Linked DNA regions of Homo sapiens: region 2 is linked to region 1. A link is an interaction called in ENCODE POLR2A ChIA-PET data of the cell type or tissue named here. Cell type or tissue: GM12878. All regions are shown on one strand. Each heading gives the region's core, and the rest is flanking DNA. Links, peaks and the distances in the headings are about the cores only.

Evidence for each region. ChIA-PET counts read pairs that join two places held together with the same protein. Peaks named below come from ENCODE experiments on the same cell type or tissue, not always from the same donor. Only the 100,000 strongest peaks of a DNase experiment are listed, where the experiment ranks them.
Region 2: POLR2A ChIA-PET joins it to region 1 with 5 read pairs; 2 of 35 experiments call an interaction of 5 or more read pairs at or near these places.

The regions. Positions count from the first base shown.
Region 1 is chr11:77,444,591-77,455,138 of GRCh38, reverse strand. The region is part of intron 1 of PAK1 (p21 (RAC1) activated kinase 1); the gene reads left to right. Among named protein-coding and RNA genes, the nearest start is that of PAK1, 24 kb to the left of the region's middle. RefSeq lists enhancers at 5,645-6,074, 5,654-6,424. In GM12878, for the core only: no CTCF peak of the experiment used is centred there; a DNase peak (open chromatin) is centred at 5,908; H3K4me3 peaks cover 1,576 bases; H3K27ac peaks cover 5,746 bases.
Region 2 is chr11:78,495,283-78,503,282 of GRCh38, reverse strand. The region is part of intron 6 of NARS2 (asparaginyl-tRNA synthetase 2, mitochondrial); the gene reads left to right. It overlaps LOC105369403 (a long non-coding RNA gene), which reads right to left. Exons shown (of 2, transcript XR_007062798.1): 2 at 5,692-6,347. Among named protein-coding and RNA genes, the nearest start is that of NARS2-AS1, 34 kb to the left of the region's middle. In GM12878, for the core only: no CTCF peak of the experiment used is centred there; no DNase peak of the experiment used is centred there.

The DNA.
Region 1 (10,548 bases), core at 1,243-9,242:
GCTTAAATCATGTTGACGTTTTTATCATGCTTGTGTTACCTTTATCCACAAGCCGGCTTCCATCATGGTAGTAAATTGGCTGACAAGACCAGCTGGGGAGATAAGCTTCTTTATTCACCAGTGGATGAGAGAGACAGAGAGAGAGAGAGAAAGGGAGAGAGACTGACTGATTTTATTTCAGAAAATGGACAAAAATTTCTTCTCCTCAGTGAAATTGAACCAGTAGAGACCACCTGCCCATCCCTGAACTACAAGAATTTCTAGGGACATGCCAGGTACTGATTGAGTAAACCTAAATCTGATTCAAGAACTAATCACTGGCAAGGAGAATGGAATTACCATGTTTGGTTTGGATGTACAATCAGGGCCTGCTCTTGGAGCTAGGAATGGGGTCAGCTTTCTCTGAGAACAGTGCTTCTCAAAGTGTTGTGTTCTGGGAACTTGCTAAAAATGCAAATTCTGGAGCCACATCTCAGACTTATGAATCAAAAACTCTGGGTGTGGGGCCCAGGAATCTGTGTTTTAACAAGCCCGCCAGATGATTTTGATTTCATGCTAAAATTTGAGAACTGCCTTAGAAACTGTTTGATGAGGGATGAATACCTGATAAAAAAAAAAGTCTGGGCTCTGTTAGGGAGAAGAAGGGAATGGATGCTGGGTAGGCAGCCAACAGCATCCATTTCAAAACTGGAAAGACGGATAGGGACCAGTTCATGAGGAATCTTGAATGTCTAGCTCACAAGGTGGTGGTGGTTGTGAGATATAAAACCGGATAATGTGTGTCTGAGGGACTTGTACAATGAAGGAGATAGGTTATAATAGGGACAGAGTATATTGAACTTGGAGCCAGAGTTTGGATTCTCATCCTGGTCTTTTTACCTCATTGAGCTTCGGGCTCCCCTTCTGTAAAATAGGGAATATAACCACTGGGGTGTTGAGACAATTAAATGGACAAATATATGTGGAAGTGCCTAGTACGTAATTTAGCATATTAATAGGTAAAGAGCTACAGAATATGAATGATGATACTTGGCTAAGGTAGTATGAATTTTATTTATTTGTTTATTTATTTTTCAAGACAAGGTCTCGCTCTGTCACCTAGGCTGGAGTACAGTGGCCTGATCATAGTTCACTGCAGCTTCAACCTCCTACTTCAGCCTGCCAAGTAGCTGGGGCTACAGGCACGTGCCACCATACCCAGTTAATTTTTTTGTATTTTTTTGTAGAGATGGGGTTTCGCCATATTGCCAGACTGGTCTTGAAGTCCTGAGTTCAAGCAATCCTCCTGCCTCAGCCTCCCAAAGTGCTAAGATTACAGGTGTGAGCCACCGCACCCAGCCTGGTGTTGGATCTTTGATCATATTCAGATCAGCTCTGGTTTAACTGCATGAACATGGGTTCTGCTCTGCAGTCTTACCCTGGGGCATTATATGAATTATTTGGCTGTTACAGGGATAGTGCAGTTCCTTTTGCTCTTATAACTAATATGTATTCAGCTTGCTGTGACCATACATATTTTATGTTCTTCCCTGGCACTATAATTCATTCCTTTTTATTTTCTCCTGTGAGGTAATTAAAATTTGTAATACCATGCCCTTTTCCCCCTTGTTTTTTTTTTTTTTAATATATCTCACATTTTCTAAATATAGAATACTTACAAGTTCATGTTAAGTTTCAGTGGGAAAGGTGTTTAGAATCAGTTTGGACTCTCTCCTTTGCTTTATATATAAAGAAACTAGGACAGACAGGGAAATAATTTTTCCAAAAAAATTTTTTTTTTTCCTGAGACTGAGTTTTGCTCTTTTCGCCCAGGCTGGAGTGCAATGGCGCGATCTCGGCTCACTGAAACCTCTGCTGCCTGGGTTCAAGCGATTCTTCTGCCTCAGCCTCCTGAGTAGCTGGGACTATAGGCGTGCGCCATACACCTGGCTAATTTTTGTATTTTTAGTAGAGACGGGGTTTTGCCATATTGGCCAGGCTGATCTTGAACTCTTGACCTCAGGCGATCTGCTTGCCTCGGCCTCCTGAAGTGCTGGGATTACAGGCGTGAGCCACCGCACCTGGCCTCCAAAATCTTATATATCCCACTTCTTCCTTCTTCCTATTTCTTGGCATGGATGAATTTACATCTGGGGCTTTCATTTTTTTGTTCTGTAATACTAGTAAAAAGTCATTTGTAGATTGTTTAGATCTGATGGGATTTAGTTAAAGTCATAAGCCTGATTTGCTGTGAGGCAGGGCTGATGTGCCAACCTAGGAAGAGAGAAAGCTAGTGAATAGAAGTGTTAGGAATCCAGCAGAGGGAAAAGGGCCCTACCATGAACACACTCTTTACTCCTACTTGGCTTGTTATTAGATGTGCCAACCCTGTTATTAGGTGGCTTATGGCTTCTTCTTTCTTTATATCTAGGGTGTTTGAGGAAGGTAAATATGCCTTTTGAATGGGTAATTTCTACTCTTTGGTGCTGAGCATTTTCCACCTTCGTCTATACTGTAAATAACCAGTCTTTTTTTTTCTTTTAGAAAGTTACTGCTTGAGTGGCAAGGAAATTAGAGAAACTGCTTCTCATAGACTAGTTGGGTTGCTGGCTGAAGGGGACCCTAGGAGATGTCTAATTCAACACCCTTATTTTATGAATGAGAAACTGAAGCCAAGAGAAGAAAAGCAGCTCATTCAATATTATATAAGTTAGTTACAGAGTCAAGACCACATCTCAGCACTTCTGACTCCCTATTAAGTATATTTTTACTACACCTCTCTGCAAGGCAAGTGTAAGAGGAATTGTGGGGTAGTGTAAAGAGTGCAGATTTGAGGGCATGAGATCTGGGTACAAACTGTGGCTCTGCTACTTACTGACCTGTTTCTCAGAAAGTAATATCACTTCCTTAAGCACCAGTTTCCTATTTATAAAATGAAATTATGTTGATACTCTGCCTCACAGCGTTATCATTAGAATGAAATGTGAGATGCAGGGGAAAAAATGAAATGAAGACTTTAAAGTGGACGTGGCCAATTTACTTATGAATTTTTAGCTCCATCACTTATTAACTGTGTGATTTTGGGCAAGTCACTTAATTTCTGTGAACGTAGTTTTTTCTTTGTAAAATTGAGACAATAATAGCTCTCTTACAGGGTTGTTTTGAGGACATTAATATATATAAATGTAGGGGAAAAGAAATATTTTTCCCATTGCTATGTTCATGGCTGAGGCTCCTGTAGCAAAAGACATTAACGAGAGAGGTCGGGCGTGGTGGCTCACGCCTGTAATCCCAGCACTTTGGGAGGCCGAGGCAGGCGGATCACCTGAGGTCAGGAGTTCGAGACAGCCTGACCAAAATGGTGAAACCCCGTCTCTACTAAAAATACAAAAAATTAGCCGGGCGTGGTGGTGGCGCCTGTAGTCCCAGCTACTCGGGAGGCTGAGGCAGGAGAATGGCATGAACCCAGGAGGCGGAGCTTGCAGTGAGCAGAAATCGTGCCACTGCACTCCAGCCTGGGCGACAGAGCAAGACGCCGTCTCAAAAAAAAAACAAAAAAAAACAAAAGACATTAACGAGAGAAAAGCAAGCAAATATATTTAATACAAGTTTTACATGACATAGGAGCCTTCATAAGGAAATGAGGATGCAAAGAAACAGGCAAACTTGTGTATTTTTATGTTTAGGTTTGATGGAAGAAGTGGGTAGTCTTGGAGAAATATGATTGGACAAAGGCGGTATGATGTAATGGTAATAGGATCAGGGTTGGAGGGAACTTAGCAAGGCTGGTTTGTTCAGATTTTTCTGTATGTCCCTGTGTCTTCAGAGAAAAATGAGGCTTTCCTCTGGGAATAAGGAGGGTACCTCTTGAATGAGGATCTGATTACCTGCTTCAGGGGAGAAGGGTGAGGGGAAGCTGAGAGTGAGAATACTTTCTTGCGTCTGCTGTTTTCTCATATGCTAAGATGTCATATTTTGGGGTAGCATGTCTTGAACCCCATTATAAAGAATCAAAGTGGTGGCTGGAACATAATAGGTAGTCAGTAAATGTTTGAGATATTCTCAGAAGACTTAGTTCTGTCTTCTCAAATGGTTTCCCTAAAGTCTTAAAATAAATACATCAGAACTTCTTGTTCTGTGGTTTTAAAGTGTTTTGTGGAGTTTGATTCCAGAGGCTATAGGTGGTGTAAGGTATGAGCTTTGCTGTTAGTCAGATTTCCATTCTAAACTCCTGTGGCACATAGGCAAGCTCTTCTGCCCAGAGAAGGGCCTCTAGAGATGGCAGGTTTTGTGGTAAATGGATTGAAAAAGAGGAGGAGGAAACTTGGTAACTGGGAAACTTGGGTCACTTCTGCAGGCAGTTGCAGCCCACTGAATAGCAGTATGTCAGGACCTTAGTGGTGAAACCATTTTTCATTGTGATCTCTGTCTCTGTTATTCTAAGTGTCTCAAAAACTGGAACCATGTCTAAGTCCTCTGCTGTTTCAACACCTGACCCACAGTAGATATGCCAATGTATTTTTTTGAAATAATATCTATCTAAAGTGGAGAACTTCTGTGGCCCATAGAGTTCCATAAATCCCTAATGGCTCCTAATTCTTCACCCCAGCTTCACCTTGCAGAGATATTTGTATTTAACAAGGATTTTCTAGTCTTTAATCATAAGGATTTGCAGGATTTCAGGTCTTGGGTTTTTTAGGCCTTGCTCTGCTGCCTACTTCCCTTTGCAAATATGGTCAGGCCAGACAGCTATTTCCTTCATCCCTAGTCATTGTGTGGGACCTGCCAGGTTCTTTCGGGTTTTTAATGCTGGGGTGGTATTTGTGGCTTTAATGCACAAGAGTTGGGGAGCATGAAACCCACATGATCAGGTAAACATCATTCTCTCAGTGGGTCCAGGGTTATGAGAAAACATAATGCTGGGATGTTCTTTCTTCCCAACTCTACCCCTAGAATTGATACTTTTATGTAAGCCATTAATTCAGTAAATACCTTCTGAGCATATATACTGTGGATCAGACATTCTGCTGGGTGCTTTAAATAATTATCTTTCCAAATACTCACAAGTTAATACTTTGAGTTAGACTGAGGGTATTGCCTTCAATTTCGCAGAAAAGGAGTCTGAAGTTTAGATGAAAGGAAATGACTTGCCTTAGCTAGTAAAGGGCAGACCCAGGATTTGAAACCAAGTCTTCATGACTAAAAGATAATCATTGATTGTCATGCTTGTCTATGCTTTCAGAATGGGAAGCTCCTTGAAGATGCATGTCTGATTGAATTTTTGCTCCCTGTTCTCAGCACAGGGGCTAAAACAGAATTTTTAAAAAATTGAATATGTAATACATTGGAAAGTCCTAGATAGAATAGGGGAATTGGGGTGAGGGTATTGAGAAACTGTTTCCTAGTCCACATTATTTCCCTGGAGAAGCTCCAGTCCTTAGGGTGATTTTTTTTTTTTTTTTTTTTTTACCTATAGGATTGAAAAGGAAAGCATTATTCATTCCAGCAACCCATAAGGAAAACTAACACAAACATTGTAATGCTTTAAAGATCTTCGTGTCTCATTGGGAAAATAACACCTCCTTCACTGTGTTATTTTGAGGAAAAGTGAGATGATAAAAGAGTCTGCCTGAACTCTAACGTTTTATGTTAAGTTGTTTTCATGCCTGGCTTTACCTGCCCTATCCCCTTTCTGGGCTTCAGTTTCTCTATGTGTACAGTGAGATGTTGAACTGAATGGTCTTGCTGCTCTTCCTTCCTTCATTAACATGAGAACAGATAGTTGATGCCTCTGATGTTCATGTTGTTCCCATTGCCCTTTTCTCTTTAAGCGCACTGCCTAGTTTCCTTTAAAGTCGTTGCCTTCTTTAGTTTTCTTTTTAAGCTGTTTCTGTGTGGGCTAGTGTTCCCTTTTGAGGTTGAATTGAATTGTGTAAGGCCTCAGGAAGTGGTGGAAGCACCTTCCTCAAACCTGGTTGCACCAAAGGCCCATCAAGTCAAGTCTTGTCCCCAAAGAGGAAGAGAAAGCCTGGGGTTCTTAGCCCAGGCTAAGATTGAAGGAGTTTCTCTTTCGAGCTTTCTGGGTTAATTTCAAAACGTACAGGAGGGACATTTTCTTTTAAATTTCAAACACTCACCCTGTATATCATTAATATTCCTTAGCCATTTTTGTATAATATCATTTTTTAATTTCTATCCACCTTCTTAAATCTGTCCCTTGGGTCAGACAAAATGAATTCAACCTTTCCTCCACATGACAATTCTTTATAATCACAATAGTGATTTTATTACTGTTCTTCTCCAGCTAAATAGTTTCAAGAGTTTCTCAAATGACTACCTCTTTTTGCCTATTATACCACTTTGCTTTCCACAAAAAACTTCCCATGGGTAGTCCCTTCCTCATGCTAATCTTATTTCTGGTTCTGTATAACCTATCACTTCTTTGTAAGTTTTCACACTATTGCTGAAATAAGCCAAACATTCTTTCTCATGTTCCCTTAACTTGGGTCTCATAGCATTTTGTTTGTTTAACATGTTTTCCTTTGCTTGCTGTCCTTACACTCAACAACCTTCAAGACCAAGTTCAAATATCTGTCTCTGATGCCTTCTCTGACATTGTCCTCCTGTGCCAGGCAGAATTAGTATTTCTTCCTTCAGTGTTTATGTGTTACTCTGTTGTAATGGCTATGACATCATTTCTTATATTATATTTGTACTGTGTTATATTTTGTGTTGTACTGTATTGTAATTAATGTAATTTGTATATTCTACCTCTCCTTAAACACTTCTTCAAAACAACCCTTCCAAGGTTAGAAATACGTAGCAAATACCAGGTGGTCAATAAAAGAGGAAAGTACCACGCATTGAGTAACTTACTGCTGTGCAAGTTGCCTAATAAATATTCCCAATCCTCACAACAGGTCTCTGACATATTTTTCCATTTTTTCCCATATGAGTCTCCCATTTTACATATGAGGTAATTGAGGTCCAGAGAGATTAAATGATTAATTTCTGATCTCACAGCTGGTAACTCAGACAGAATTGGGATTCAAACCCAAGCTTGCTGATTCCAAAGCTTGAGTTGTGTTTGGAACTATTCTTCTGACTCCTAATTCAGTATTCTTTCTGTGCACATCAAAAACACACAAATTGAGTATGTAGATGTGTTTAATGCAGTGATGGACTAGAGTTCAAATGGGAGTGTGGTGGAATGAGGAGCAAATAGCTGTGGTACTCTCATAATTGTGTATTAAGAAATAGCCCTAGAGTTATTAATGCCTTAATTGCAACTGTAGGCAATTCTGTAATTTGGCATTTTAAAATGAATCTATTTTGGCTGGGCATGGTGGCTCACGCCTGTAATCCCAGCACTTTGGGAGGCTGAGGTGGGCGGATCACCTGAGATCAGGAGTTTGAGACCAGTCCGGCCAACATGATGAAACCCCCGTCTCTACTAAAAATACAAAAATTAGCTGGGCGTGGTGGTGGGCGCCTGTAATCCCAGCTACTTGGGAGGCTGAGGCAGGAGAATCGCTTGAACCCGGGAGGTGGAGGTTGCAGTGAGCTGAGATCGTGCCACTGCACTCCAGCCTGAGCGCGAGACTTCCCCTGAAAAAAAAAAAAAGAATCTGTTTCATCTTGTTAGCAGATATAACAACACCTACCTTTGGACATGTTCTGTTCTAAAAAGGGATGAAAAGCTGCTTCTCTCACACTACCACGGGCAAGATAGATGAGCTCAGCTTTGACTTGAAACAGTGTTAGTGCTTATGAAATCTTTCGCCTCCAAGTTTTGTCCTATTTTTGTTAGGTGCTGGTAACCTACCTTTCAGAGCTATAGAATCAGACAATGGGAATAATGGGATTCTTATCCCAACTATTTGAACAGGTTCTCACCAGGGAGAGCCCAAACACAAAGGACCTTTTTGGAGTTGGTAAAGAAGGCCAAAATGTAGACCCTGGGAAACACCTCTGCCTCCTTGTTTTGTGGCATGGGCTGCTGATTCATCCTATATTCTTTTAAGTTGGCTAATAGCGGATGTGTTATAGAAAGGTAACAAAAATAGGATCTAGCTCTTCTTATCTCTGTGTGGTTTTGGGTAAATGATTTATACTTCCTATGTCTTTATGTGTTTTAATCCAGTGATTCTTTCCAGGTGAAGGGATCCTGTTGTACAGGGACCACACATCTTTGCTGCTCAGGGACTATGCAAGGCTCTAGATTACAGCTTCTTTTGCTCTCCTTTTTTGTTTTTTTTTTTTCTTTTTGTCACAGCTCCCCTATTCACTATTATTCTAAACAGTTTTTGAAATCTCTTACCGTCTGATGTCCCCTCACCCATTCTCTTTATTGTTGAGGTTCATACCTCTTTTATAGCTTTACCATCATTTTAGAGTGATTTTGGGAGGGAACATAAGTAAATGTGTTTTCAATCTGCCAATTTTAACTAGAAACAAACTTCAAAGGAAGTTAAACCAATAGAAAACTGAAGTTGCATTTATATCTAGAGTTATAAAAACTTTACCATGAAAGTACATGAGAGGATAGACCTTTCAATGAGATGTTCTGGATTCAAATCTTAGCTCCATCATCTATTAACTATATGACCTTGGGTCTGAACTTTCTTTTTTTTTTTTTTTTTTTTTTTGAGACAGGGTCTCGCTGTTTCACTCAGGCTGGAGTGTAGTGGCATGATCTTGGCTCACTGCAACCTCTGTCTCCTGGGTTCAAGTGTTTCTCATGGCTCAGCCTCCTGAGTAGCTGGGATTACAAGCCTGCACCAGCATGCCTGGCTAATTTTTGTATTTTTAGTAGATTCAGGGTTTCGCCATGTTGGCCAGGCTGGTCTCGAACTCCTGGCCTCAGGTGATCCACCCACCTCGGCCTCCCAAAGTGCTGGGATTACAGGTGTGAGCCACCGTGCCCAGCCTGGGTCTGAGCTTCTTAATAAAGGATAGGCCAGCACAGCCTAGCATAGAGACAGTGAGTCAAACATTTTAATATCATGAACAACAAATATTATATTTATTATCTGCTGCATGCTAGTGCTAGACCCTAGAGATACAAAGATGACTAAGATTCACTTCCTTTCTTGGAGAAGCTTGCAGACTAGTGGCAAAGAAAGAGAAAATAATACTTTAGGAACTGTTGATTGAGCATGTACTATGAACTGTGATAAGTACTGGAGATATAAAGATGAATGAGACAGTTTCAACCCTGAATGTGCTTATTGTATAGTGGGGGTGGGGTGATGAGAAGGAGCCCTGTAAATCAATAACTAATACAACGGACAAGGGAGAATAGGGCATTTACGATCAAGAAGGGAGAAGTGGTATCTGTAAGTTGAAGAAGATACCGCTTCAGGATTGCACTACATGATCTTTAAGCTCTCTCTTGGCCCCAAACAGTCCATGATTCTATATGTGATAGATATTATGTATATAAAAAGCTCATGAAGAGAAATGTAGATTTTTAAATAGCTCACTCCGGTGTGAAACAGAATTAGGGAAGTAGGAAAAGTGATTTTCTGGTTATCACATTCTAAAACAACAGTGGTTGTTGAACATTTTCCAGAAAGTGATCAAGAGAGCAAATGTTTCCTGAATACCTTGCCTGAGGTCAGTTTTTCCCTAAGAATGGTAGATGATACCAAAGAAGTATAAAATAGTGTTTCTGCCCTTAAAAAACTTTGATTTCATTAAGAATGTAGGATATATACACTAAAAATAAATTGAACAGTGCCACCAAATAAACTGGGTACAAACTTTAGTAGTTTAGAGAAAGGTGGCTGTATTAGTTTCCTAGTGCTGCTGTACCACAGATTGGGTGACTTAGAAAAACAGAAATTTGTGGTCTCTCAGTTCTAGAGGCCAGAAGGTTGAAATCAAGGTTTTTGCAGGTCCACCTCTGGAGGTGCCTGGCCTCTATCCTAGTTTCTGTTACCCTCTGGCCTTTCTTGGCTTATGGATGGCTTCTTTTCCCTTTGTCCTTTCACCTAATCTTATCTCTGTGTGTGATTGTCTCTTGTGTCCAAATTTCCCCTTTTTATAAGGACACCAATTATATTGGATTAGGGTCCACCCTAATGACCTCATTTTAACTTGATTACGTCTGTAACTACTCTAATTCCAAATAAGGTCAATCCTAAGGTATTGGTGGTTAGGATTTTAACATTTTTTTTTTTTTGAGACACAATTCAACCCATAACAGTAGGCTGGATGGTCAGGAAAAGAACTTGGTCAGGTAGGATTTGGATTAGCAGAGAGAAGTAGAGATATTGTGGGATAAGTCCTTGCAGTATTCAGACCTCCATCAGAGGACACTTGAGGTGAATTCATCTTGGTGGAACCAAGGAGTTTTGAGATCCCCCAAACAGGGACATTTGGAGGAAAAAGACAACTTCAGTTTTTTTACTTAGTTGTTTTTGTGTATATTATACTATTGTGGGCAGCTTTTCTTTTTCTAGAAGCAATTTTGTTGCTGTATGCCACATTTCTAGTCATGACCATTAAGATGTTGATTGCATGGTATATAACAATTTATTCTTAGGCAACAGAAATTAAATTATT
Region 2 (8,000 bases), core at 1-8,000, 1.0 Mb before region 1:
CTGGGTGAAGGAGCTCAGTGTACCATTCAGCATCTGTGCTGAACTTTTTACTTTTTAAGAGTGCACACTTGCAGCAGTACAGTAAGTGGGCCCTGGATTTGGACTGCTTATGTTAAAGCAGCTTTGATTGTGGTGCTCTGGACTATTTACTCACTTGTCTAAGCCTCAGTTTCTGAAGTTATAAAATGGAATGAAATCACCTCTCTTATAGGGTAGCAAGGATGAAATGAAATGTGTGTAAAGTGCTTGATAGACAATCTCGTCATTCAACCTTTTTTTTTTTTTTTTTTTGAGACAGTCTCACTCTGTTACCCAGGCTGGAGTGCAGCGGTGTGATCTTGGCTCACTGCAACCTCCGCCTCCTGGGTTCAAGCAATTCTTGTGCCTCAGCCTCCCAAGTAGCTGGGATTACAGTGGCATGCCACCACGCCTGGCTAATTTTTGTATTTTTAGTAGAGACAGGGTTTCACCATGTTGGCCAGGCTGGTCTCAGACTCCTGACAGCCTCAGCTGATTCACGTGCCTTGGCCTCCCAAAGTGCTGGGATTACAGGCGTGAGGCGCCGCGCCTGGCCTCAGTCAACTTTTAAAAAATGTGTTGTGGCAAAATACACATAAGATAAAATTTACCATTAGTGACATTGTACAACCAACATCACTGTCTAGTTCCAGAACATTTCCGTCACCCCAAAAGGAAGGCCCATACCCGTAAAGCAGTTGTTCTCTGTTATGTACTGAATTGCCTCTCCCCTAGGATTCATATGTTGTATTGTCCTAACCCCTATGTGATTGTATTTGAAGATAGTACTGTTAAAAAGTAAAGTTATATGAGGACATAAGGGTAGAACCATAATCCAGTATGACTGGTGTCCATATAAGAAGAGATACCAGGGGTGCTTGTGCACAAAGGAAAATCCACATGAGGACATAGCAAGAAGGCAGCCTTCAGCAAACCAGAAAGAGAGGCTTCACCAGAAACCAACCCTGCTGTCACTTTGGTCTTGGATTTCCGGCCTCTAGAACTGCAGGAAAATTAATTTCTGTTGTTTAAGGCACCCAGTCTGTGATATTTTGTTATAACAACTCATGTAAAATAGTGTACTCTCCATTTCCTCCCCACCCAATCCCTGGCAACCACTTTCTGCTTTCTGTTTTTATAGATTTGCCTTTTCTGGATATTTCATATACAGGAAATCATATAGTATGTGGCCTTTGGTGTCTAGCTTCTTTCACTTAGCCTAGTGTTTCCATCCATGTTATAGCATATATCAGTATTTCTTTTTTATGGCTGAAAATTATTCCATTGTATGAATATACCACATTTAGTTTATTCATTCATTGATGAATATTTGGGTTATTTCTGTTTTTTGGCTATATAATGCCACTATGAACATTTATGTACAAAGTTTTGTTTGAATACCTGTCTTTATTATTTCTTTGAGGTATACATTCAGGAGGAAATAGTTGGGTCATTCTATGTTTAATTTATTGAGCAGCCACCAAATTGTTTTCCATAACAGTTATACAATTTCACGTTTACACCAACAGTATACAAGGAGTATCTCTATATCCTTGCCAACATTGTTATTTTTTATTTTCAAAATTTAGCCATCAAAAAACCTTTTAAAAAGTATATTAATTAGAGGTCTAAACCTTTTTTAGGGCAGTATTTCTTTATCAGGATTCACATCATAATTACTAGTAGAGCTTTTAAATATATCCGTGACCAGGACCCTTCTTAGACTTTCTGAAGAGAGGTCTTCAGAGGTAGAGCCCTGAACTAATACTCTTCATTAAGAACCATTGCCAAAGATAGTGGTTCTCAGCATATGGTCTGGATATCTCTGGGGCTTCACATCCTCTCAGGGGAATCCTTGAAGTTGAAACTATTTTCTAATACTAAGACAGTAACTGCCTTTTTCATTCTCATTGTCTCAAGATTTTATATACAGTATTTTCCAGTCTTCATGGCATGTGATAGTGCAACAGATTGAATGCAAATGTAGGTATGAGAATCTAGCCACCTTTTGTTAAGCCAGACATTAAAGAAACTTATAAAAGTGTAAAGCAGTGTCACTCCTCTTACTAATTTTTTTGTTTTGGGAAAAAATTATGTTTCATAAAAAATATGTTATTTGTAACACATAATGGACTTGTCATTGTTTTTGTTTTGTGTGTGTGTATGTGTGTTTGAGACAGGGTCTCACTCTGTCACCTAGGCTGGAGCACAGTCACATTATCACAGCTCACTGCAGCCTCAACCTCCCAGGCTCAATCAATCCTCCTGCTTCAGCCTCCCAGCTAGCTGGGACTAAAGGCGCATGCCACCACGCTTGGCTAATTTTTGTATTTTTTGTAGAGACGGGGTTTCACCATGTTGCCCAGGCTAGTCTCAAATCCTGCCCTCAAAAGATCCACCCGCCTCGGCCTTCCAAAGTGTTTGGATTACAGGCATGAGCCACCGTGTGCGGCCTTGTCATTATTTTTAAGTAACACAAACATAATTTTAATTTATCAATTTTAGTAGTAAACGTTGGTAGATACAACCTAGATAAACCAAATTTCTTTGAGATCTACAATAATTTGAAGTGTAAAGGGATCTTTACAACATGGTGAAACCCCCATCTATAAAAAAATTTTTAATTAGCTGGGCTTGGTGGCACATGCTTGTGGTCCTCGCTACTCAAGAGGCTGGGGCAGGAGGATTGCTTGAGCCCAGGAGGTTGAGGCTACAGTGAGCTGTGTTTGTGCCACTGCACCCCAGCCTGGGTGATAGAGCAAGACCCTGCCTCAAAAAAAAATAAATAAATAAAATCAAGCAAATGCAAACTGTAGCCCGATGGAAAGGAAGGAGACAAAAAGTAACTTTGATCCATTTGTTCTCTTACCATATAGTTGGTGTTAGGTTAACCTTTTGATGTATTTATTTCATTTCATCTTTATAATAACCTCCATGACATTTATATACTCACCCTCATCTTTGCATGGGGAAATTTAGTCTTACAGAAATTAAGAACTTAGTTTGTTCATAAGTGGAGGAGCCATGATTTCAGCTTGGGTCTTTAGACTACATGTTCTTAATCAGTACCATAACCTTAAAAAAGTGAGTCATCTGGACAGGACTTGAGTCCAGGAAATTGTTGATAGTTCAATGCTATAATGACTCCTCTACCTCTGTAGTATCAGGCCTGAGAAAAGGGAACCTTTGAAATATTTGTAGACTTAAATAACACTTAAACACTATGTAGTACATGTAACTAAAGTAAAGTACTTACATGTTGTTCTCTTTAGTGGTCCTCAGAGCAAGGACCACTAAATATGAGAGGTGTAAGAGGGATAATTTCGACACGAGTAAGTGCCGTTGACAAAATTATATAGGTAATTTTAGTGTCTTATTGAGACATAAGGATAAATATTCAGTTAGAAAGAACAGTCAAATTTGTGACCTTTTCAAATAATGTTATTTTCTAAGCCCCCATATCCAGTCAGTCCTGAAGAGTCCATTGTTGCAGGAATGAAGTGGCATTTCACTCAGGAGCCAAAGAATCATATACTGCTGTGTTTACATAGAATAGACTAGGATAATTATTTTCTTGTAGTAATGTTATAGTTAATTTAAAATTTGTTCTAATTAGAGCAGTTCACCCGCTCTAGTCCTTTTCAAAGATTTTCTTGTTGACAGAGCAAAAATATGTGACAGTTTTTAAAAACTGATGCTGTTACTCTCTAGTGCCTTCTGTGAACTATTATTTCGCAGAACAGAATTATTTTTTGTTTAGTAATTGATATTCTATTTACCTTCCTTTTCTACCCTTAATCCCATCCCACTGCTGTTTCAAATATTCATTTGGGAAGCTGGGTGCCATAGTGGGCATGTGTAATTCCTCCTTCTTGGAAGCCTGAGGCAGGAGGGTCACTTGACCCCAGGAGTCCAGTCTGGGCCACATAGGAGACCCCATCTCTTAAAAAAAGTGCAATTTGGGGATCAGCATATTTTATAGAAGAAGAATTACTTATTTGACAAATATTGACTAGTATGTGTTAGGCACTAGATTAAGACTGAGGATGGGCCGGGCGCGGTGGCTCACGCCTGTAATCCCAGCACTTTGGGAGGCCGAGGCAGGCGGATCACGAGGTCAGGAGATCAAGACCATCCTGGCTAACACCGTGAAACCCCGTCTCTACTGAAAATACAAAAAATTAGCCGGGCGTGGTGGCGGGCGCCTGTAGTCCCAGCTACTCGGGAGGCTGAGGCAGGAGAATGGCATGAACCTGGGTAGTGGAGCTTGCAGTGAGCCGAGATCGTGCCACTGCAGTGAGCCGAGATCGTGTCATCCAGTCTGGGTGACAGAGCGAGACTCCATCTCAAAAAAAAAAAAAAAAAAAAAAAAAAGACTGAGGATGAGGATGCCATAATGAACCAAATAAAATATATATATATGTATATAGTCGCTCATGAAATTTTCAATATAATGGAGATGGATGTTAAATAATCACATCGATTGATGTAAATTTTTTATTTTGAAAGGTGCTGTGAACAGTAAGTAGTACTTGGTGTTATTAAAGAGCATATTGGTTTTTTCACCAAACCAACAGGAAAAAAAAAAAAAAAGAGCGTATTGGGAAGATTGGCCTAGGAAGGTTGGGAGACGACTGAAATCAAAGTGGAAGCTGGGGGGAGACATGAGTTCAGTTTGTGACAAGTGGAAGGACCAAATAAGCAGATGGATATATACTTTTGGAACTTAGAGAAGAGGGCTGGTTAGAAGGTATAAATTTGTGTGTGCCAGTAAGTAGTTAACTGAAATCATTGGCCAAGGGAAATCATATAAGGAAAAGTATCGGGAGAAAAGTTAAAGGTTCTAGGGGTAACTTTGGAGGAGTGCTACTGCTTAATGAACAGCTAAAGCGGCATGTAAAAGGAGGCAGAAATAGAGGTCAGAGCAGTATTTAGAAGGAAAACGAGGACAGTACTAGGAAAATAGTGTTAAATGTTTCAAGAGGCGAGGGTATTTCAAGGTGTATCAAATAAAATCTGGTCACTGCTTACTGTGTTTACAAGGAAGGCCCTGCATGTTCTGGTCCTTTCCACCATCTCTTATCATTGATCCTGCTACTGGCCTACACCTGTTCTTTAAATTCTTTAAACATGTCAGGCTCCTTCCTACCTTGGGACCTATGTGTTGGTGTTTGCTTTGCTAGAATGTTCTTTTCACATGTCATCTCCTCAGATGGTTAGCTAACCTTCCTCCCCCTTTAGCAGGATTGTTGTCAGACTCTGTCAAACTTGGAATTTCATCATATAATTTAGATTAAATTTTGCTTGGGTCTCAAATTCAGTTCCAAAAAAAATATTAAGAACATGTTAAAGGAAATTATTTGGCACAAGTTTTTGGCAATAAAGATAAGAATTTTTAGAATTTAGAATTCACCCTCCCTAAGGCATCTTGACATGACATGATTGTTGAAATGGTGAAGGCTGCATCTCTTTTATAATCCCTTTCCACCAAGTGTATTGCATGGTGGACAGATAGGGGAAAGCTGAAAAGGGGGTATCTGGAGTCTACTCTTTTAGGCATGTAGAAATAATGAATGCAAAATATATCACAGTATTGACAATCCAGTGAACACAAAACAGTAGTAAAATAGATGTTCATTTTCCTGAATGATGAGAAAAGCACTTGGCAAAAACTTTTAAAATCCAGTTTAATAGTTTTCTGGGAGTTCACTTAAGGTCAATGAACTTTTACTAAACTAACAGTAAAGAAGTGATATGGAGGTTGGGGGTGGTTTGGGAAGGGTGTAGTGAAAGTTGCTGATCAGTCTTATGCTGAATAAGTTCTTCCCAAACTAAAGAATAGCAGTTCCTCTGTTCTTTCAAAATGTTAAGATTCACTGTGAAATTTCAGGGCCAGAAAGAATAAATGGCCAGGCAATCAGTGACCACTTTATATTAATCTATTTGCCATCTTGAGGGCTTCATAAAACTCCATACACGGGAGAAAGTGAACTTTGTAGAACCTTTTTTTTTTTTTTTTTTTTCAATTTTGCTTTTTATTTTCCAAAGAGCCATTTTTGTAGCTATCTAGGTTGATGTGTATTGAATGTACTTTTGTTATACTAAACATTAACTCCAAGCTCATGGATTTTCCTTATATAGCTTTCCTCTCTTCATAGTTTGGCACAAGAATGATTCTTAGTGCCGAGTGTTTTCTTTTTCTCCTGGTCTCTTCTCAGAGCAATACTGGCCTTTCACCTGGTTTTGTATCTTATTTTAGAAATGGCCTTGTTCTCAGATTTTATTTAAATGTTGGTTGGTTCAGTCTTTGCTGCAAATGGCTTTCATGTCTGTGGAAGATAGGAAAAAAGAAAGAAAGAAACATAAATTAAAATAGAAGTGATTCCACATGCAGCTAGAGACAAAATTATTGCAAAAGACAGTAGAGATCAATGCCAAGCTGTCCCCAACCCCTACTCCTATAAGGATTTGAAGACCAGAAAAGCTAAATAACTTGCTAAAGATTACAAAGTATTGACGAGAATATATCATTCTCATTATTTTCATGAAGATAACATTCTAGAGAGCTGTATTTTAACACGTAAAACAAGCTATTCATAATATGCCAAACTGCTTCCCCTAGTTATCTTTGAGAAGGGGGAATATACTAAAAATTTTTCTTTCTAATTTTCTGAGTTTGCAGTGTTGTTTTGAGCATCATTGTTGTTAGTATCATGGTTAAGGCTATGAGCATTAGAGTCAGAAATGTGGATTTGAGTTTGGCTTCCACCATTTACTAAGCTATGACTTTGACTTTTGGGAAAGCTTCTTAACCCATCTGAACTGCAGTTTCTTATTCTGGAAGATAAGTGTATTAATACATACGTAGACTGAGTTAACTATGAAGGGATTAACTCTAAGGTTCTTGTCCATTTAGTGCTTGGCCCATAATGATCATTCCATAATGGTAACCACTAGTACTACTACTACTATTGCTACTATTACTTATAATAGAACACTTGATACTGAACAGTATCTTTGGATACTGACATAGGGTGATCATTATTGAATTATTTAAACATTCATCTGCTTAAAGATTAGATGCTTTCTTACGCAATTTTTCAACATACCTTCCAGTTCATTTTATCACTCTGTTACTTTAGAGGAAGCACTGTGGTCATTAGTTCTTACTCTATCAAAATGATATTTAACTCTCAGATACCTCAGTCAGAGCCTGATCCTTACTATAATTGAAATAAAAATTATTGAGCCTCTTCTGTATTTTATACTAGAGACCTTGCCCTGCATTGCCAGGGAAAATCATTAACCACTGCAAAATTTAAAAATCCCTATTGCTGCTCATCTTGGAGCATCCTGTGCTCCATAAGTATACACACAATTTCTTGTGATAAAGTACCAGAAATGTCATTTTACTTATTTAGATGTACTGTACTATTGCCAACCTACCTAGAGATGGCACAGTCACAGATTGGAAACTCAGGGCCTTGTAATTGTTGAATTTATTGTTTGGGCCAGACCTGGATTGTTTGACCCCTTTTAGGTACTGAGGGCGTCAGTGACATATATCTGAGTATTTTTCTATATTTGTAATGTTACCGTTTGTGAGGATGTGCTTTTTAGTTTACAACTGAGGAAGCCTGTCATCATCATTAGTACTCATTCATTCAGCATGAGCACCTGTTTTATCTTAGGCACTAGAGATGCGAATATGAATAAAACATGATTCCTGTTCTGGAAAACGCTGGGGGAGAAAAATAACTTAGATAGTTACATTTCAAAGTGATATGTTCTATATAATAAATATGAAAAAGTGTTATAGTAATATACGAGAGGGAGCAATAAACTTGGGGGAATGGTAAGGATTCAAAGGGGAAGTGACAGTTGAGCCAAGTATTGAAGGATGAATGGGAATTTTCTATTTGGAGGGTAGAGGAGCAGGGGAGGAGGCAATACAGGGTAGGGAAGAGCCTATGCAAAAACTA